Regions from separate parts of the Homo sapiens genome. Here region 1 is linked to region 2. A link is an interaction called in ENCODE POLR2A ChIA-PET data of the cell type or tissue named here. Cell type or tissue: PC-9. All regions are shown on one strand. Links, peaks and the distances in the headings refer to the core of each region. The heading gives the core; the rest is flanking DNA. Region 1 has its middle 2.3 kb from the start of SNORA7B. Region 2 overlaps ACAD9 (acyl-CoA dehydrogenase family member 9).

Region 1 (2,910 bases), core at 257-2,756, 510 kb after region 2:
GTTAACCTGAAAAACTAGTTCAAGCCATAATGGGAATGTGGGGTCGAACTTGCCTCATTATGCCCTTCTCCCTATGGAATTCAGGCACAGCTGACCAGCGTTAGCATTAAAAGAGATCCCAAGACTGACAAAACAGACTTTGTAGCAATAAGACACCAAATTTCAACCTGACTCTAGTATAGCATCACATGACAGATTGCAGGCCCTGAAAGAAACAGAAGTACTTTACCCAAAAATATATTTCTTTGACATATTCTGACATGGCCCTGTAAAGCTGTCTCTTGTGGGGACAATCTACGTCCTGTAGTGAATCCCCCTCCCTTTCCAGGTCTTCTCCCTGAGCCAGGAGAGGCTCCACTAAGACTTTGGCACCTTTTCAGGCCTGGTAAGAAACATTTACGATCTACTCTCTTTGAAGCCCGCTACCTGGAGGCTTCCTCTGCATAAATAAGAACCTTGGTCTCCACAACCTCTTATCTGAACCCAGGCATTCCTTTTTGTTGATTCCAAGTCTTTAGACAAACTCAACCAATTGTCAAATCTACCAACAGCCCGGACCAGGCCCCCCAACACACCTCCCTAAAATGTACAAAACCAAGCTGCACCCCAACCACCTTGGGCACATGTTCTCAGGACTTCCTGAGGGCTTTGTCACGGGCCGTGGTCACTCATACTGGACTCAGAATAAGTCTTTTCAAATACTTTACACAGTTTGACTCTTTTCGTCAATAGACGCAAAGCCCAACCACCACCCCGGCTGCCTGCTTCACTCTGTTCGTGTACGCGCTCCAGCAAGCCGACAATACCCACAGACACAGAGTGGTAGGGAAGGCCTCCTTACCAGGGGACCATAGGGCCAGATGAAGCCTGCAGGAACGCAGATGGCCACGGATTAAGACTCACTCAGGCCGGGCGCGGTGGCTCACGCCTGTAATCCCAGAACTTTGGAAGGCCGAGGCGGACGGATCACTTGAGGTCAGGCGTTCCAGACCAGCCTGGCCAACATAGTGAAACCCACTCTCTACTAAAAATTCAAAAATTAGCCAGGCGTGGTGGTGGGCGCCGGTAGTCCCAGCTACTTGGCAGGCTGAGGCAGGAGAATCGCTTGAACCCCGGAAGCGGAGGCTGCAGTAAGCTGAGATCGCACCACTGCACTCCAGCCTGGGAAGCAAAGTGAGACTCTGTCTCAAAAACAAACAAACAAACAAACTCACCGAGCAGGAAAAAGAAGCACCAAGGAAGAGAGAAGGGATGAGAGAGCGCCGGGGCTGATGGGAGGTAACCTCTGGGTCCTGACAGGGAAAAGGCAAGCACTTCCGGCTCCGGGTCCTTAAAAAAAAGACATGTCAAAGAAAGAGTGCTGCAGAAATGCCGAATTTAACTGTTTTAATAGAGAGTAATATCTAAGAATGTAAAGGAAAATTTATCTTACCTGCCCTTGGCACTAGTTAGAAAGTTGGAATTCTTTCTGAGTTGAGACCTGGTGTAGGGAGGAATCTACTTCCGCCAGAAGTTGAAGCCAATCTAGCGTTTGGGCTATTTCCGCCCTTGTTTCCTCTACTCCGAAGTGCGCTTCCTAGCGGTCAGGAGAGATCAAGACCGACTTCCCAAAATTCCCTCACTGAATTTACATAGTAAATAGTGATGAGACCGGAACCGCTAACGTACGATGGGCCTACCACAATTCTATAATGTAACCTATTATTGTCTCTATTTTGCATATGTGGAAGGAGAATTTTGGAGATTTTACTCCAAGCTCCACGCTTCTAACCATTAGTCTAAACTACCTTGCTTTGTTTTGTTGGTTGTTTTGTAGAGTTATGGTTTTACTATTTTGGCCAGGCTGGTCTTAAGCGATCTCTCGCCTCAGCCTCCTGAGTAGCGGGGATTACAAATATGAGCCATTGTTCCCAGCTACTGTCTAATTTTTAAGCTTGTTCTTGATTTGCTTAGCTTTTTTTTTTTTTTTTTTTTTTTTTTTTTTGAGAGGGAGTCTCACTCTGTTGCACAGGCTGGAGTGCAGTGGAGTGGCAAGATCTCGGCTCACTGCAACTTCTGCCTCCCAGGTTCAAGGGACAAGGGATTCTCCTGCCTCAGGCTCCGTAGTAGCTGGGATTACAGGTGTGCGCCACCACACTCGACTAATTTTTTTTAATTTTCAGTAGAGACAAGGGTCTCACTATGTTGGTCAACCTGGTCTCAAACTCCTGACCTCAGGTGATCTGCCCACCTTGGCCTCCCAAAATGCTGGGATTACAGGCGTGAGCCACCGCGCCCAGCCCTTAGCTTTTGTTTTTAAGATTATTTTGAAAATCAAATTTCAGGAGGAAAAAAACCTCCTAGATTCCACTCCTGGAACACAGTACAGATGTCACTGGCGATCTTGACAGGGATAGTTCCAGGGACCAGATGGGGTCAGAAGCTAAACTGGATTGTATTGATGACTGAATGAGAGAGAGGTGAGAAGGGTGTGTTAACAACTCCATGGTGAGATTTTTGGGTGTGAGGAGAATGGGGAGTTTGAGGAGACCCAGAGAAGTGGAATGTCTGAGGTCACACAGCTGGCAAGCCGTAGTGCTGGGGCTAGAACCCTGCTGCATCTGTGGCTATTCCACACCTCATGAATCTTGCTTATCCTGCAGGCTGTATGTAGTGAGATGGGATGCGGAGCAGGGAAGCACATTACTAATGGCAGCCTGAATGATGCCTGTCATGAAAGAAAAGGTCTTGATTGGGTCAAGTGGGTTCATCAACTGGGAGGGTTCATGAACCACAGAGCCTGCCTTCAGTTTCCAAAGACCCAAGAGATTTGGAAGCAGTAACCTGATGGCTCAGTCTTTGTGGGGTACGGGACATGCTGCCACCTCACTTCACAGAGGAGAGTACGGGGTACCCACACTGCTTCCCTGT
Region 2 (2,910 bases), core at 278-2,777:
GGTGCAGTGGCTCACGCCTGTAATCCCAGCACTTTGGGAGGCCAACGGGGACAGATCACCTGAGGTCTGGAGTTCAAGACCAGCGTAGCCAACATGGTGAAACCCTGTCTCTACTAAAAATACAAAAATTGGCCGGGCATGGTGGCGGGTGCCTGTAATCCCGGCTATTCAGGAGGCTGAAGCAGGCGAATTGCTTGAACCCAGGAGGCAGAGATTGTAGTGAGCCAACATTGCACCACTGCACTCCAGCCTGGGTGACAGAGTGTGACTTTGTCTAAAAAAAAAAAATAAAATATACTGTGTTCATTTGTTTAAAAATAATAAATCCATTACATGTTAACATAATATTTTTAATGAAAAATATTTTGTTTTTGTTTTTCCGAGACAGAGTCTCACTCTGTCACCCAGGCTGGAGTGCAGTGGTGCAATCTCGACTCACTGCAACCTCTACCTCCCAGGTTCAAGTGATTCTCCTGCCTCAGCCTCCCAAGTATCTGGGACTGCAGGCATGCACCACCACGCCCGGGTAATTTTTGTATTTTTAGTAGAGATGGGGTTTCACTATGTTGGCCAGGTTGGTCTTGAACTCCTGACCTCATGATCTGCCTTCCTCAGCCTCCCCAAGTGCTGGGATTACAGGCGTGAGCCACCGCGCCAGCTAATGAAAAATATTTTGAAAAATAATCAGGCCAGGCGCGGTGGCTCACACCTGTAATCCCAGCACTTACGGAGACTGAGGTGGGTGGATCACCTGAGGTCGGGAGTTCGATACCAGCCTGACCAACATGGAGAAACCTCATCTCTACTAAAAATACAAAATTAGCTGGGCGTGGTGGTACATGCCTGTAATCCCAGCTACTCAGGAGGCTGAGGCAGGAGAATCGCTGGAACCTGGGAGGCGGAGGTTGCGGTGAGCCGAGATCGCGCCACTGCACTCCAGCATGGGCAATAAGAGTGAAACTCTGTCTCAAAAAGAAAAAAAAAAGAAAAGTAAGTTAAAAAAAAAAAAAGAAAAAAATTGATGGAAAGAGTGACATTGGTTGAAAGTTATGCAAGTCCTTTTAATGTTTGGCTTATTAGAAGACAGCTGGATTCTCATACCTGTTTGTGCACGTAACCTCTGGAAAAGTCCACTGTGCAGTCTTTTTTTTTTTTTAACTGTCTTTTTTTATAATCTTCAGACATGCTTTTTGTTTGTTTGTTTCTGAGACAGTCTTGCTCTTGCTTTGTCACCCAGGCTGGAGTGCAGTGGTACGACCTCAGCTCACTGCAACCTCTGCAGTTGAAGTGATTCTCATGCCTCAGCTTCCTGAGTAGCTGGAATTATAGCACGCACCGCCACGCCTGGCTAATTTTTGTATTTTCAGTAGAGATGGGGTTTCACCATGTTGGCCAGGCTGGTCTTGAACTCCTGACCTCAAATGATCTGCCTGTAATCCAAAGTGCTGGGATTACAGGTGTCAGCCACCGCACCTGTCCTGACACGTGCATTTAAAGCAAGAAACACACACTTCCAGGACATAGGGCTCTGTCAGCAATAACTGTCATCTTTGTATTTGCAGAGATGTAAATATATAAGAAACCGGCTGGGCACGGTGGCTCACACTGGTAATCTTAGCACTGTGGAAGACTGAGGGGGGCAGATTGCTTGAGTCCCAGAGTTTGAGACCAGCCTAGGCAATGGAGCGAAACCCTGTCTCTACTAAAAATTTAAAATATTAGCCGGGCATGGTGGTGCGCGCCCATAGTCCCAGCTACTTGGGAGTCTGAGGTGGGAGAAGGTACCCAAGCCTGGGAAGTCAAGGCTGTAGTCAGCTGTGTTCATGCCATTGAGCTCCAGCCTGGGCGACAGGAGTGAGACCCTGTCTCAAAAAAAAATAAAAATAAAAATAAAAAAATAAATAAATATATATATATATATATATATATGCAAGAAACCACTGCAAACCAAACCCACTCCCTCTCACAGGAACAAAGGTCTCTTGGAATAAATAGCAAATGCTGGAATAAAAACTATGTTCATTCAGCTGCCATGATGTGAATTCAAAAAGGAAGTTAAATCCAAGGGCAAAGCAGAGAAAAGAACATACAAAAATACACCTATTTCATGTACATTCAAAGAGGAGGCTAATCACTGTGGACAAAGGGCCCTCTGGAATGACAGCTGTAGGCAGCCAGCAGTGCCACGGAAATAGAGGCACTGTCATCTGGAGACACAGAAAAATCACATCCTCCCACAACTGGCCTCTATGAAAACCAACCAGGACAGACAACCCTTCCCCAAAAGTAATGGCCAAGAATAAAAGCACAAATATTGCTGGAAATCCAAGTAGCCTGTTTTACTGCTTTGAGTGACTTATATGCAAACCTAAGACTTTTTTCTGAATCCTTGATCAAGATTTATTCATATAAAGGCCGTACATAAATTCTGGGAACATGGTACTTTGGACTATATATTGGACTCTGAGCCAAAACGTTAAATACACTACACTGCGCCCCACTGTACAGTCTTCAGAGAATTAGAATTTAAAAGCAAGTAACATCTTAAGTAGTTTTAGGCCAGGTATGGTGGCTCATGCCTGCAATCCCAGCGCTTTGGGAGGCCGACGTGGGTGGATCACTTGAGGTCAGGAGTTTGAGACCAGCCTGGCCAACATAGTGAAACCCTGTCTCTACTAAAAATATAAAAATTAACCAGGTGTGTTGGTGCCCACCTGTAATCCCAGCTACTGGGGAGGCCGAGGCAGGAGAATCACTGGAACCCGGGAGGTGGAGGTTGTATTGAGCTGGGATGGCGCCACTGCACTTCAGCCTGGGTGACAGAGTGAGACTCCATCTCAAAAAAAAATAAAAACTAGTTTTGATCCTGTGGGACCCCCTAGAAGCAGCTCAGGTCCCCCAGAACCTCTT

Evidence for each region. Peaks named below come from ENCODE experiments on the same cell type or tissue, not always from the same donor. Only the 100,000 strongest peaks of a DNase experiment are listed, where the experiment ranks them.
Region 1: POLR2A ChIA-PET joins it to region 2 with 16 read pairs; 2 of 35 experiments call an interaction of 5 or more read pairs at or near these places.

What each region holds. Positions count from the first base shown.
Region 1 is chr3:129,398,167-129,401,076 of GRCh38, forward strand. It overlaps the pseudogene RPL32P3. Among named protein-coding and RNA genes, the nearest start is that of SNORA7B, 2.3 kb to the left of the region's middle. In PC-9, for the core only: CTCF peaks have their summits at 1,618 and 1,819; DNase peaks (open chromatin) are centred at 1,255, 1,545 and 1,955; H3K4me3 peaks cover 1,645 bases; H3K27ac peaks cover 1,481 bases.
Region 2 is chr3:128,885,740-128,888,649 of GRCh38, forward strand. The region is part of intron 2 of ACAD9 (acyl-CoA dehydrogenase family member 9); the gene reads left to right. Among named protein-coding and RNA genes, the nearest start is that of ACAD9, 7.6 kb to the left of the region's middle. In PC-9, for the core only: no CTCF peak of the experiment used is centred there; no DNase peak of the experiment used is centred there.